2 separate regions of the Homo sapiens genome follow, and region 1 is linked to region 2. Evidence: chromatin loops called from intact Hi-C (ENCODE). Cell type or tissue: GM12878. All regions are shown on one strand. Region 1 overlaps RNF169 (ring finger protein 169). Region 2 overlaps RNF169 (ring finger protein 169).

What was found. Hi-C counts contacts between places; a loop is a spot of excess contacts. Peaks named below come from ENCODE experiments on the same cell type or tissue, not always from the same donor. Only the 100,000 strongest peaks of a DNase experiment are listed, where the experiment ranks them.
Region 1: it touches region 2 in a loop (4-fold over the local background); 6 of 110 quality-filtered maps call a loop at or near these places.

The regions. Positions count from the first base shown.
Region 1 is chr11:74,812,834-74,820,833 of GRCh38, forward strand. RNF169 (ring finger protein 169) reads left to right here. Exons shown (of 6, transcript NM_001098638.2): 4 at 4,763-4,881. Among named protein-coding and RNA genes, the nearest start is that of RNF169, 68 kb to the left of the region's middle. In GM12878, no CTCF peak of the experiment used is centred here; no DNase peak of the experiment used is centred here.
Region 2 is chr11:74,764,105-74,772,104 of GRCh38, forward strand. The region is part of intron 1 of RNF169 (ring finger protein 169); the gene reads left to right. Among named protein-coding and RNA genes, the nearest start is that of RNF169, 19 kb to the left of the region's middle. RefSeq lists a silencer at 4,314-4,403. In GM12878, no CTCF peak of the experiment used is centred here; a DNase peak (open chromatin) is centred at 4,407; H3K27ac peaks cover 925 bases.

The DNA of each region.
Region 1 (8,000 bases), 49 kb after region 2:
GTGAAATTAAATGAAGACTCTTCACCCCAACATTTAGGCCCTCAGTGTGATTCTAGCTTATGTTTTCATCCTTGCTTATACCCCAAAACTCTAAGGAGTATATATTTGCTTTCCCCCAAATACATACACTGTGCTTTCCCTTTTCAAGGTCTTTGCTCTTGCAATTTTCATCTCATTGAAATGCCATCCAGCTTACCTGTTGGAAGGTTATTTATCTCTCCATGTCCAGTTCAAAAGCTATCACATTCATGAAGCCTATAGGAGTTCCTCTTCTGTTTCTCCACTTCTATCAGCCACTCCCCCAAACCCCCACTTTGTAACTTTTACAAGAGTTCTGTCATTTTCCTTTACATCATGGTTTTTTGTGTTTGTGTTTCTCTACTAGATTGTAAGTTTGTTGAGTATAGGAAATGTCTTATCCATTTAAATCTCCTGTAGTACCCTGCACATTGGAAGTGTCTGATACATGTTTATGAAATTAAATTTGAATGGAAGGAGGAAGGAGCTTACTCTAGAAGCAGATTATCATCTGTTATTTTTTTAGAATAGAAATAAAGTGAGCACAGTGTTTAATTTATTACAATTTGTTATGGTACATTTAATCCAATAATAATGCGAATTATTAGAAAACAATTGGATACAGCAGTTATGGTTATACTAAAGACTAGAAAACAAAAAGGGAAAAATTACTTGTCATCCCACAACCTAGAAATGAGCCCTATAAACGTTTTGATACATATCCTTATAGATATGTACCATATGAACATATAGAACATATAGATACATTCATTTCTAAGAACATATAAATACACACCATATATTGTTTTTCTTTTCAGAAAATGTAACCTAGTATACATACTGTTTTTCTTTTTTGAGACGGAGTCTCGCTCTGTCGCCAGGCTGGAGTGGTACAGTGGCGTGATCTCGGCTTACTACCACCTCTGCCTCCCAGGTTCAATCAATTCTCCTGCCTCAGCCTCCTGTGTAGCTGGGACTACAGGCACGTGCCACCACGCCCAGTTAATCTTTTGTATTTTTAGTAGAGATGGCGTTTCACCATGTTAGCCAGGATGGTCTCGATCTCTTGAACTCGTGATCCGCCCGCCTCAGCCTCCCAAAGTGCTGGGATTACAGGCATGAGCCACTGCGCCCGGCCTAGATGCTGTTTTATAACCTGTTTTAGTTCATCTTAAGTTGTGGGTATTGGCCAGACGTGGTGGCTCACACCCGTAATCCCAGCACTTTGGGAGGCTGAGGTGGGCAGATCACCTGAGGTCAGTAGTTCAAGACCAGCCTGACCAACATGGCAAAACCCCTTCTCTAATAAAAAATACAAAAGTTAGCTGGCCATGGTGGCACGTGTCTGTAGTCCCAGTTACTTGGGAGGCTGGGAGGCTGAGGCAGGAGAATTGCTTGAACCCGGGAGGTGGAGGTTGCAGTGAGCTGAGATCATGCTACTATACTCCAGCCTGGGTGACAGAGTGAGACTCTGTCTCAAAAACAAACAAACAAAAAAAATAAATTGTAGGTGTTCTTTCTTTCTTGCCTTTTTTTTTTTTTTTTTTTGAGACAGGGTCTCACTGTGTCACCCAGGCTGGAGTGTAGTGGTGTGATCATAGTTCACTGTAGCCTCAAGCCCCTGGGCTCAAGCGATCCTTTTACTTCAGCCTCTGAAGTAGCTGGGACCACAGGCGCCTATTACATGCCTGACTAGTTTTTTTTTCAAGTTTTTGTTTTTGTAGAGACAGGGTCTCACTGTGTTGCCCAAGCTGGTCTTGAACTCCGGGGCTCAAGTGATCCACCCATCTCAGCCTCACAAAGTGCTGGGATTATAGGTGTGAGCCACCATGCCCGGCCTGTTTTTGTGTGTGTAAATAAAGAATCCACATCATTATTCAGTGGTCTTATAATATTCTTGATTGTAGAATTTATTTAAGTAATCTTTTATTGATATTTTGCTATCTTAAACACCATTGTGATGGAATCCATTTGTCTCATTTTTTTCTTATTAGTTCCTTAGAATAAATTACTAGAAGTAGAGTGACCAGGTCAAAAAGAGTGTTCTTTTTAACATTTTTGGTGTTTATTACAGTTGCCCTCCAGAAGGTTTATATTTATTATAGGTTTATTATGCTCCCACCAGTAGTATGTGAGGAGTACTAAACTAATTTCCTCACATCTTGCCAACTTTGAGTATTATCTTTCTTTTCCTTTTTTTTAGGTACAACATTGTTTTAGATGTCACTGCAAGGATTTAATTTATGCATGCTTTGTACCATTTTAGGAATCCATAGTACCTTGGGGCTTATTTTTATCAAAGATGAAAGATGAGGGGTAAATATTGGGAATAGAAATGTAGAGGGGTGGGAGAGCTTTTGTCTGAACAATTAGTTATATATTTGTAATGTAGTTTATTTTGCAATAATTGAAAGGAACTTGGCGCTGGGCGCGGTGGCTCACACCTGTAATCCCAGCACTTTGGGAGGCCGAGGCGGGCAGATCACTTGAGGTCAGGAGTTCAAGACCAGCCTGGCCAGCATGGTGAAACCCTGTCTCTACCAAAAATAGAAAAATTAGCCGGGTGTGATGGTGGGCACCTGTAATCCCAGCTACTCAGGAGGCTGAGGCAGGAGAATCACTTGAACCCGGGAGGCGGAGGTTGCAGTGTGCCGGGATCGTGCCACTGTACTCCAGCCTGGGCAACAGTGTGAAACTCGGTCTCCAAAAAAAAAGGAACTTGGCATATATCTGTTATAAAACGGAAATTTTTCTTAAAAGATTAATAGTTTTGAAGTTAATACAAATAAAATCTATCTTTTTGAGCACTTATTACTTGTTAGTTAATGTACGCTAGGTATTTTTAATGGCCTGTCACAATCTATATAGTAGAGTAGTCTTTATTTTACAGATGAGGAAACTGAGGCTCAGGAAGATAAAGCAACAACTAACCCACAGTGACAGTGATAGCTGACAGAGCTAGGATTTGAACACTTTTTACTTGGTACTGATTTAATTATGAAGAGAGGTTTATATAGACAGAAATTGCCATTATTCCCTATTGAGTCTATTGGTATCAAAGCTTATCTTTTTTCTAGAGTTGAGAAGAGAATATTATATAAAATTTGATAATGGGTTGGTGCTATTAAAGTTTCTTCATTGAATATTTTGTACAACAGAGTTCTCTGAGGAATGATACCCTACAAAATTGAAAGGCCTCTCTGTAAATTGTAATTCTTCAAATCTCTCTCAAAGGCCAGCTGTTAGCAAATATAGTCTATTGTGTCGCTGTGCCTGTCAGCCTAGAGAAAAACAAAGCATTTCAGGAATGCAGGGTACTCGGAGCCATATGATGCCTTGCGTGCCTACATCTACAACTCTTACTTTGATAATCATTTGATCATTAGATAATTGGTTAATCATCAGCTGAGCAGACAGTTCTTATTTATCTACTATGTAACAGTATTGGAAATTTTTTAAAAAGATGGTCACTTGCTCTCACAGGGCTCATTGCATAAAGCAGAACAGATCCCTAAATAAGAAGCTACAGTTCAGTGTGATTAGTTGCTATCCATTAAAAGAAAAAGACTCTCATGTTTAATAATGAGGCAAAACTTCATTACATTATATGTTAAAGACATACCTCTAAGATGTTTCTAATGTAATTGGAAAGACTCTAAAAAGGGACTCCAAAGTAAAACAACGATAAATGAATGGATATAAACAAGATGGAAAAACTAACTCTAGGATAATTTGGAAGCCTTTGCAGAAAAAGTGATATTTTAGATGACTCTGAAAGGCCAATTAGTATTTTATAGGCAGAGAGCAGAGACGGAATTTTAGGCAAAGGGTGTAGCATATCCAAATGGGTAGATAGAGGTTTTGAAAGACTGTGGTACGTGTGGAGAGTAAAAAGTAGTTTGGTTGTACTAGAGCTCAGGGAGTTCCATGTGTGGGAACTGGTAGGGGAAAAGCTGTGAAACAAGGTTAAGTCTAGTTTGTGAAGGTTGTAGTATCAGGCTGAGGCATTTAGACCTTACCCTGAAGTCACCAGCCGTTAAGCAGGGGAGTGATTGCTGGAAAGATAATTCTTGATGGTGTGGAGGGTATTATTAGAGAGAAGAAAGCCTGAAGAGAATGAGACCAGTAAGTAGATTGTTGCAGTAGTCCAGGCAAAAGATGATAAGAATCTAAGGTAAGGCAATGACCATGAATATAAATGGGAAGAGTTAGATCTGAGAGACTTTCTAGAAGTAGAATAGAATAGAGTGGAAATAGCATGGAGACAATTTGGAGACTAATGCTCTTAATTTAAGAACTAGTTTTATCCATGTATTAACCCTGTAATTCTAGGAAAATTAACTACTCTGAGCCTCAGTTTGCTATCTGTAAAAGACAGATAATCATCCTGCTTTTAATGGGAGTGACATAAACAGTAAATGAAATAAAATATTTAGAAGTGTTGGAGTACCTAAAGCCACTATCCAAATGTTACTATGAATTAGAAGTAAGGGACAGAAATAGATGGCATTTAGTTTTCTAGATGGGTTGGTGATGGGGCTTACAGAAGAGAAATATAGTGAGTTTGATTTTGGATATATTGAATTTGAACCACATTTGAGATTGGTATCTCCAGGAGGCAGTTGGAAACATAGGTTGGAGCTCACAGAGAAGCGACATAGAGAAAGAGATTTGAACCTATAGCTAGAGTAGATGCCTTGGGAACTCCAAATGGACAGTGTTGTCTCCCTTGTCTCCCTGCCAGTGTCCTGCACGTCTCTCAGATTCAGAGAATGAAGAACCTTCTCGAGGCCAGATGACACAGACACATCGCTCGGCATTTGTTTCCAAGAACAACTCCTACTCCTTAGCTTTCCTGGCAGGGTAAGAGACTGATGCTGAATTCAGTCAGGGGTCTTTGGTTTTGGGGTATGAGATAAAAGGGACTGGGGGAGCAAAGGTATTTGTTGTGGCTACTTTGGTGGGGAGGTGGAAGGGGAGAAAAGAGGTGGGAATTGGTTTTCAAATATGGACTAGGGAAAAAGGGCTGACCTGAATTTTTCAGGAAAAGTAACACCCCTTTTCTGATATCCTCAGGATAGGATTGTGCTAATTGCTGTGCTGCAAAGTGTGACCCTTTTATCTTGGGAGGAAACAACAAAGTCTTCTTCAGTCTGACAATATGCACAGACTCTCCCTCTGGACTTAGTAGGAAGTGAGGGCAGAACTGATTTTCTTTTCAATGCCTAGACCTAAAATATATCTTTATAGGTTTCAAGAGAGCAAACTGAAAAGTTTTTAAGACCTTTGTCAAGGAATCTCTTGATCCTTTAGACTTTGTAGGCCCTGGGAAGGAAAGGAAGAGGGAATTGGATAGATGATGGGTGCTAGAAGGATAATGAAGGGCTAGGTGGAGGAAAGGAAAGATGAATAGATAGGAGGAAGGAAGGGAAGCAAAGAAGAAATGGAGGAAAGAAGGAGGACTCATGCATACATTCATTCAACAGACATTTTGTGAACAGCTGCTACATGCCGTGCTCTGTTTTAATATACAGATGTAAAGATACAATCTTTTTTTTTTAGACAGTGTCTCACTCTGTTGTCCAGGCTGGAGTATAATTGGGCAATCATGGTTCACTGTAGCCTCAATCTCCTGAGCTCAGATGATCCTCCCATCTCAGCCCTGAATAGCTGAGACCATAGCTGTGTGCCACCATGTCTGGCTAATTTTTAAAACGTTTTTTGTAGAGACGAGGTCTCCTTGTGTTGCCCAGGCTGGTCTTGAACTCCTGGGCTCAAGCAGTCCTCATGCTTCAGCCTCCCAAAATGCTGGAATTATAGGTGTGAGCCACTGTGTCTGGCCAAAGAAACAATCTTCACCCCAGTTCATTTCCTGTTTTGTTTAAAGCTGGTATTGCTCACCCTTATCTCTAGGGTTCAACTCTTCCTTTCCACCAGTATTATTTAGTAGATCTCTCTCTCTTGCTGCTCCTGTGAATACACACCCAGACCCTTTCATTTTGGGGCTTTTTTGTTTGTTTGTTGTTTTTGTTTTGAGACAGGAGCTCTCTCTGTTGCCTAATTATTTAAAAAATAATTTCTGCTCTACCCTTCTTACATGGATTACTTAATGTCTTTATTTGTCATTATGTATTTGTACTGTAAATCACTTCAGATTCTTCTTGTAAATAGAGTGTAACCATACAAAGAAACATAATCAAACCAGTCTTCTTTCCAGTTTTTTTTTTTTTTAAAGTGATGTAGTAATGCCGGTAATGCCATTTCATACAAAATGGAATCTTAAGTAAATGGTTCCTAGCAAGATTCTGGCACATGCTAAGTCTTCAGTGAATATTGCTGCTGCTGCTGCTGCAATTTTTATCTTCTCTTGGAACATGGACTCTTGTAGCTGAAAAGGACCTTAAATATCATCTTATTCAGTCCATTTGTTTTATAAATGGAAGACTAAAGCCCAGAGAGAGAACATGGCTTGCCAAATCTTAGACTGCTAAAACAGGAGGAAACTGAGTTAGAACTGAGGCTTCTTGGCTCTGAGTTTACTGCTCTTTCTACTGTACTCCATACCTTCTTATAGATCCTCATGCTGCCTCTGTTCACCTTCTCCTCTAGACTTTAAACTCATCAAAGGCAGGGATAGCATCTTGTTCATCATTATAATACTTAGTACAGTGTCTGGCACTTAGTAAGGGCTCAGTAAATATTTGTGGAATGTTTGAATAAGACAGGCCTTGTGCCTGTTGGTAGGTTAAACTGGGGCTTTGTCAGAACTGACTGTCAAACATGCAGCAGAGGGCCTCTAGGAGGGAGGGCTCTAGGAGCTTAGATTGGCTGATGGCTGTTTTTTAGATTAGATTCCATAGGATTAATATGGGATTTAGGGGGAAGTCTAGTGACCACATTGATAAAATTTTTATGTTATGAAGTTGCTTTTTAGCCTTCGAATGCTTTAGCAATAGTTTATATTGATACTTTTTATAGATGCTATAAAAGAAAGATCTGTGTTCTACTTAGTAGAAATTAACCGTAGCTACATTGTTTTGTTTTCTAACGTGCAGATACTTTTAAGCCTGAGTCTCTGGTGGATCAGAGTGTGGCACATCAGGGGACTTAAAGTGGCTGTGCGTTCTATACAGTGTATGTATAAGGACAGATATAGACAGAGACTTACTGACAGAGTCAGAGATACTAAACACATGTCCAGCCAGTGTTAGAGTGAATTGAAATCTGAAGACCCTCTGGGAAATAGGTACCCTTCCTTAAAATTCACAGATGAAATACAAAAGCATTCAGGTAACAGAAACCAAGCAGATGCATAAGTGATGTGATATTGGAATACTAGCTTCAGGATTGAGGAAAAGAAGCAGATGCAGAGAACTAAGGGGTGGAGTTTTAGGGAAGAAGTAGCATTGTGACCTTGAGTAAAATCAGTTGGCTCTCCTTCAGTCTCATCTAGGTAAAATTGCAGAGTTATGCCTTACCTACAAGCTAGGGCAGGGGGGTTTACTCTATGATTTCTTAAGATTCTTCCTCTAAAATGGAAATATCTAGAGGTGGCTTAAACCAGAGTTTTGAAGGATGGAGGAAATGAGGCCAGGGCATGAAAAGAAAGGGGGTGGGGGCCGTTAGGAGGTTGTAACAATAAAGATCAGACTTAAGTTGTGTGTGGGGAATAGTCAAACAGTGGCTTGAGGGAGAGGAGATTATGAGAAGATGATGAAGCAGTGAGTTGAAACAGCAAGGCTTGATGATGGCCTGGGGTGTGTGTGTGTTTGGGGAGGGATTCAGGAATTGGAACAAGTCAAGTGTTTACCAGCCTGCTTATTAAGAGGACAAATCTTATTAAAAGTAATGGAATATGGCTGGAAAAGGAAGATAGCTTAAGGAGAAGCAATGTGGAGCTTAAGGAGAATGGTGGTAGAAGCGTCAGTAATATCTCTGCCATTTTAGAACAGAAATATTCTCATAGTCTTCAGAAAGGCCTG
Region 2 (8,000 bases):
CCAAAAATGAAAGACAGAGGAGCAATAATCAGACTGAGAGCATATATCTTTTAACCTACAAGAGAGACCAGAAGAAAACTGAATAATTTCTTCAGCCTTGAGAGAGATCTGAATTTCATACTCAGGTGAGTTATTCAAGAGTAAGGGCGCTGGGTGCGGTAGCGCACGCCTATAGTCCCAGCACTTTGGGAGGCCGAGGTGGGCGGATCGCTCAAGGTCAGGAGTTCAAGACCAGCCTGACTAACATGTTGAAACCCTGTCTCTACTAAATACAAAAAATTAGCCGGGTGTGGTGGCGCATGCCTGTAATCATTGGGAGTCTGAGGCAGGAGAATCGCTGAACCCAGGAGGCGGTGAGCCAAAATCCTACCATTGCACTCCAGCTTGGGCAACCATGAGCAAAACTCCATCTCAAAAGAAGAAAAAAGTAAGGGCAAAAATAAAAATATTTTCAGACAGGAAAAAGAGAATTTACCACAGTGTTTCTAAAAGAACTTATTATAAACCTAAAGCATATAGTGCAGGAAGAAAGAAATGTAACTTAGGGGAGAAAGTAGGATATAAGAAGTTGTGATGAAGAAAGAAGTCAGTAGGTAGACTAAGCCAGTGTTGACTGTATAAAACAAAATAATTATCACTGATTTGTAGGGGCTAAAACCAAGGTAAAACTAAAATACTAGGCAAAGATAAAATGTAAGCGGGGAGAAAAGTGATTCTCATTACAGATTTCTAAAGTTCTGTCTATACGTAACGTAGTTCAATAGGAAGACAGAGATATTGATCAACTTTAGGCTTTAAGTCAGATGCACATTAAACATTTACAGGTAGACTGGACACGGTGGTTCATGCCTAATCTTAGCACTTTGGGAGGCCGAGGTGGGAGGATCATTTGAGTCCAGGAGTTCGAGATCAGCCTGGGCAAAAAAATGAGACCCTGTCTCTACTAAAAATCAAGTTAGCCAGATGTGGTGGTGTGCGCCTGTGGTCCCAGCAATACAGGAGGCTGAGGCAGGAGGACTGCTTGAGCCCAGGAGGTCAAGACTGCAGTAAGCTGTGTTCGTGCCACTGTACTCCAACCTAGGTGACAGAGCGAGATCCTGTCTCAACGAATGGGGTTAATCCTGAAAAGAAATACAATATATAACTTGATCTCTACACATATGTAGAACCATACACTTAAATTAGAGAACATGCATCCTTTTTAAACTAATATGCAACATTTACGTAATTTTCCTAGATTCATTTAGGCACAAAGGAAGTTTCGACACATATGAAAGATATATAAGATATCTTATCTGACCGTAGTATAATAAAATTAGAAATTAATAGTGAAAATATAACCAATTCCCCCTCCAATCCATGTTTGGAAATTGAAAAAAACAAAATTTAAATAACGTGGGTAAAGAACAAAACCAGCCGGGTGCGGTGGCTCACGCCTGCAATCCCAGCACTTTGGGAGGCCAAGGCGGGTGGATCACCTGAGGTCAGGAGTTTGAGACCAGCCTGGCCAACATGGTGAAACCCCATCTCTACTAAAAATACAAAAAATTAGCCAAGTGTGGTGGTGGGTGCCTGTAATCCCAGCTACTTGGGAGGCTGAGGCAGGAGAATCGCTTGAACCCAGGATGTGGAGGTTACAGTGAGCTGAGATTGCGCCATTGCACTCCAGCCTGGGCAACAACCGCAGCCTGGGCAACATCTCAAAAAAAAAAAAACAAAAACAAAAACAAAAAAACCCAAAACCAAGTGGTCAACTGAAGAAGTTAAAAAAAGTAACAGCAGATTAACCCCAAAAGAAGTAGAAGATAGGAAAGAATAAAGAGCAGAAATTAATGGAATAGAAAACAAAAGAATTAGCAAGGCCAAAATCTAATTCATTGAAAAGATTAAGATCTATAACCCTAACCTCTGGCAAGATTGATCAAAGAAAAGGCATAAATATTAGGAATGAAAAAATACAACTATAGATATAATGAAGATTTAAAAAAACCTATAAATATAGAATATGGAAAACTTTCTGCCCATGAATTTGAAAAATTGGATAAAATAGTTTTGTGGAAAAGTGTAACATGGCAGCTGACTCAAGAATAAATAGAAAGTATGACTAGAAATGTAACTAATTAGCAAAGAGTAAAATCTCCCCACAAAGCAATACCACCGCGTGGACACAATGAGCAAAATGCAGAATATGGGAAAACTGTGGGACAAATGGCCTACTTTCTTCCACAAATAAATTAGGAAAAAAGCAACAGAGGGGTGATTCATGGATTAAAAGATACAATCAGTTTAAGTGTATGAACTTACTTGGATCCTGATTTGAAAAAACTGTATGAAAACATTTGATGAGAATTTGAATGCCGGCTGGATATTTGTTGGTATTAAAGACTTATATTTTTAGTGTGACAATAGTTTTCTGGTTATATATTTTAAAATAATCCTTCTCTTAGATGTTAAAAATATTTATAGCTAAGATGATATGATGCCTGGGATTTGCTTCAAAATAACTTCAAATTTGTTCCAGGAGATAGGGAGCAGGTATTGATTAGGGGAGGATAGAAAATAAGATTGCTAATGATTGATTGCTGAAGCTGGATGATCTGTGGTAGTTCATTATACTGGTTTCTCTAATAATATATTTGAAACTTTTCCATAAAAAAAGCAAGAAGAAATTCTGTCCATTGAAGAAGTACCAGGCACAGATGGTTTTATGGGTTACCCAAATATTGAAGGATGGATGGTTCCAGGGAATAAATAAAACGTTTCCAGACTTGTTTTGGGGGCTTTTACAACTTGATAACAAAATCACACAAGTTAACAAAATCACACAAGAACTGTATGAGAAAGGAAAAGTACAGGCCACTCTCATGAACACAGATTTTTATTTTTTGTCTTTTTATTTCTTTTTTTCTATTTTTTGTGGAGATGGGGATCTCACTGTATTGCCCAGGCTGGTCTTAACTTCTGACCTCAAGCAATTCTCCTGCCTCTGCTTCCCAAAGTGCTGGGATTACAGGCATGAATCACCACACCTGGCATGAACACAGATTTTTAAAATCTCAGGTGAAACACAGACTGAATCGAGTAGTATATTTTTAAAAAATCACAACCAAGTAGCAGTTATTCAAAGAATAGGAGTTTGGCTTAACATTAGGAATCTAATGTAGTTCCCCATATTAATAAACTAAAGGAGAGTAAAACTATATGGTCATTGCAATAGATGGCTTAAAAAAGCATTTGACAAAATTTATCATTTATTATTTAAAAAAAACTAGAACATGTGGAATAGGAGAAAGTTTCTTTTTTTATTTTTATTTTTTTTGAGACAGAGTCTCACTCTGTCACCCAGACTGGAGTTCGGTGGCGTGATTTTGGCTCACTGCAACCTCCACCTGCCAGGTTCAAGCCTCCCGAGTAGCTGGGACTACAGGCACGGGCCACCACGTCTGGATAATTCTTTTTTATTTTTATTTTTATTTATTTTTTGAGATGGAGTCTCGCTCTGTCGCCCAGGCTGGAGTGCAGTGGCGCGATCTTGGCTCACTGCAACCTCCGCCTCCTGGGTTCACGCCATTCTCCTGCCTCAGCCTCCCGAATAGCTTGGACTACAGGTGCCCGCCACCATACTTGGCTAATTTTTTGTATTTTTTTTTTTTTAGTAGAGACGGGGTTTCACCGTGTTAGCCAGGATGGTCTCAATCTCCTGACCTCGTGATCCGCCCACTTCGGCCTCCCCATTCTTTTTTATTTTTTAAAAATAGAGATGGGGTTTCAGTATGTTGCCAGGGCAGGTCTTGAACTCCTGGCTTCAGGATATCCCCCTGCCTTGGCCTGTCCAAGGTCTTGAGATTACAGGTGTGAGCCACTGTGCCCAGCCACTGTCTTTGCTTTTTAAGTGGAATTTATCAATAAGGATGATTAGTGGCCAAGAATAGTCAAGACCATTTTGAAGAACACGATGGGTGGATTTGCTTTCTCAAATATCAAGCTGTTTAAAGCCATGTTAATTAAGACAGTGAAGTATTGGTATCAGGGTGGTTGAATAATTAATGTTAAAATTAAAGAGCATAGAAACATGCCCTCATATATTTAAATTTGGTGGATAATGAGTGGCCATTACAAATCACTAGGGTAAAGGTGTCATTTTTACTTTTCATGGGTGGTTAGCTAACCTTAGAGAAAAAAATAGATCTTTAGCACCATATGCAAAAAATTATTTGTAGAGCCAGGCATGGTGGCTCACGCCTGTAATCCCAGCACTTCAGGAGGCTGAGGTGGGCGGATCACTCAAGGTCAGGAGTTTGCGACCAGCCTGGCCAACATGGGGAAACCCCGTCTCTACTGAAAATACAAAAATTAGTCAGGCGTGATGGCGCATGCCTGTAGTCCCAGCTACTCAGGATGCTGAGACAGGAGATTCGCTTTAACCTGGGAAGCGGTGGCTGTAGTGAGCTGAGATCACGCCACTGCACTGCAGTCTGGGTGACAGAGCTAGACTCTGTCTTAAAAAAAAAAAAAAAAGGTTGTAAATGGATTAAAGGTCAAACTGTAAAACTTAGAAAATGCTAGGACTATCTCTATGAAAATGGAGTAGAGAAAGGCTTTCAAACAAACAAAAAATGTAAAGATTGATAATTTGACCACATTAAAGTTAAAAATTGGGCCAGGCGTGGTGGCTCATGCCTATAATCCCAGGACTTTGGGAGGTTGAGGTGAGAGGATTGCTTGAGGCCAGGAGTTCAACACCAGCCTGGGCAACATAGGGAGACCTTGTCTCTACAAAAAAATATAAAAATTTAGGCAGGCATGGTGGGGTGTGCCTGTAGACCCAGCTATTCAGGAGGCTGAGGTGGAAGAATACTTTGAGTCCAGGAGTTTCGGGCTGCAGTGAGTGCTCTAGCCTGGGTGACAGAAGCGAGACCCTGCCTCAAAAGAAACAAAACAAAACAAACACACCAGAAACAGAAAAAGAGATTAAGTAAGAAGACCAACCAGAGGCTGGGAGAAGATAGTTGCAGTGAAGTAACTGACAAAAGATTGATATCCAACATATATGAACTACAAATCATTATGATGACAGATAGCTTATTAGAAAAATGGTGAGAAGATTTGAATAGGCATTTCATAGAAGAAGGAAACTGAAAGTCTGGTAAACATCTAGAATGATACGCAACAGCATTAGCAATCAGGGAAATGCAAATTAAACCAGTGATATGCCATCAGACTGCTATAATTTGTAATTGATTAATTATAAATAATGAGCACCTATATACTGCTGGAGGAGTATAAGTTGCCATACAACCACGTTGGAGAGCAGTTTGGCCATATCTAGTAAGGTTGAAGAGATAGATTCCTTGCTATGCAGAGATTCCATTAATAGGTGTGTGCCATAGTGAAACTCTTGTGTACATATGCACACACACAATGATGCTCACATTACAGCACTGTAGTACTAGAAAATGTAGTAACAGTTGTCTTTGATAGGAGAAGGGATAAATTAGTTTCTACAGCTGTTAGAATGAATGAACTGGGTATATATCAACATGGATAAATCTGGAAAAAATACTTGCAAAAGGAAAAGTTGCAAAAGAATATGTATCCTTTGATGCCATTTATATAAGTAAAAGTACGGAAGATAGGAGTCATTTCAATAGCTTGAGTGAGAAATGAAGAAACAATCAGCCAATGTAGACTCTACTCTCCTTGTACCCCCCAACAAGGTCTCCCTCTGACATCCAGGCTGGAGTTCAGTGATGAAATCATGGCACATTACAGCCTCTACTTTTCAGGCTGAAGCGATCCTCCCACCTCCAAAGTAACTGGGACTACAGGCATGTGCCACCGTGCCCAACTAATTTTTTGTATTTTTAGTACTATACAGGGTCTCACCATGTTGCCCAGGTTGGTCTTGAACTCCTGGGTTCAAGCAATCCTCCTGCCTCAGTCTCTCAAAGTGCTGGGATTACAGGTGTGAGCCACCATACCTGGCTTTAGACTACTGTTTCACAGTTTGATAATGAAAGGAAGGAAATAGAGTGCATGAAAAAGGGAAAGTACAATTGTAAGAACCAAGAGCAGAACAGATTTTACTCAGAATTTGAGTTCAGGGTACTCTTGGAGAGCCCATTCCTGGGCCTTGGGCAGAACTTGAGAGTCTAAGCGATAGCCATCGTATTTCTTTTTTGATGTATACTGCAGGAACAGTAAGCTGCCAGTTTGCTTATAAATTGCCACTAGCTTTTCAAGGGGCTGGAAATATTTATCTCATCTTGGTAGAAAGCAGGTTATGGATATAAGAATTATAATTCATAGGAGAAGGTAGAGGCCAGGCTTAGTATTACTGAGGCCATTTGTTCATTTTAGCTGTAGATATGAAAGATATCCCCCAAACTGTTAAATTGTGGGGATACATGGTTACTGACATCTAAACATATCTACCAGTAGCTCGCTATTTTTTTCAAAATAATGGCTCGCAGTTCCTCCATGAATAATGTACATGAGTATGTTTATTTCCTGTGTTACACAGTACTTGGCATACGTTTAGCCTCTTGGCTAGTGTGTTTTCATTAGATAAATGACTAGGAAGAACAGAATTCTATAATAAATGAATTAAATCAGTATGTTTTCACCTTACAGTTGCAGGTTTCTCTTACCCATTGTTTCTTCCTGTTTTTGCACGTTACCACATGCATTTTTCGTTTTGTTTTGTTTTTGTTTTTTTTGAGATGGAGTCTTGCTCTGTTGCTTAGGCTGGAGTGCAGTGGCACGATCTCAGCTCACTACAACCTCTGCCTCCTGGGTTCAAGGGATTCTCCTGCCTCAGCCTCCCGAGTAGCTGGGATTACAGGCCAGTGCCCCCATGTCTGGCTAATTTTTTTTATTTTTAGTAGAGACAGGGTTTCACCGTGTTGGCCAGGCTGGTCCCGAACTCTTGACCTCAGGTGATCCCCCCCGCCTCGACCTCTCAAAGTGCTGGGATTACAGGCGTGAACCACCGTGCCTGGCCTCCATGTGCATTTTTGATACTTAGTCATACTAACATTAAGGTTACTGGTTGGGGAAATACTAGTTGTAGTAATTTTTTTTGCCATCACTTAAAGTAGATTTGGGCTAGTTTTATATAGTCTTGGACTTGGCTTGCTTTTGAGTCTTTGGCTCTGTCTACTACCGATTGAACATCCCTAATTGAAAATCTGAAATCGAAAATGTGCCAAAAATCTGAAACTATAAGTGCTGACATGACATGACAAGTGGAAAATTCTACATATAAGTACTTAACACAGACTTTGTTTTATGCACAAAACTATTTTAATTATTAACTGGTCGCTATTATGGCTTGTGCCTGTAATCCCAGCTACTCTGGAGGCTGAGGTGGGATGATCACTTGAGGCCAGGAGTTCAATACCAGCCTGGGCAATATAAGGAGACCCTTGTCTCTACAAAAGTAAAAAAATTAGCCAGGTATGTTGGTGCACACCTATAGTCCCAGCTACTCAGGAGGCTGAGGTGGGAGGATTGCTTGAGCCCAGGAGTTTGGGGCTGCAGAGAGCTATGATTGCATCACTAAACTCTAACCTGGGTGACAGGGCAAGACTTTGTCTCCAAAAAAAATAAAATATACAAAATTACCTCCAGGCTGTGTATATAAGGTATATATGGTACATAAATGGGCTGGGCATGGTGGCTCATGCCTATGATCCCAATACTTTGGGAGGCCGAGGTAGGAGGATTGCTTGAGGCCAGGGGTTCGAGACCAGCTTGGACAACATCAAGACCTTCTCTCTATAAAATAATTTAAAACAAAAAACATAAATCAATTTCGTATTTAGACTTGGTTTCCATCCTTAAGATAATTAATTATGTATATACAAATACTAAAAAATCCAAAGACAGTCCGAAACACTGATGGTCCCCAACATTTCAGATAAGGGATACTCATTCTGTATTCAGCATTGTGGAAAATGCTTTGATGTATAAACTAGTCTGGAAAATATAGAAAGTTT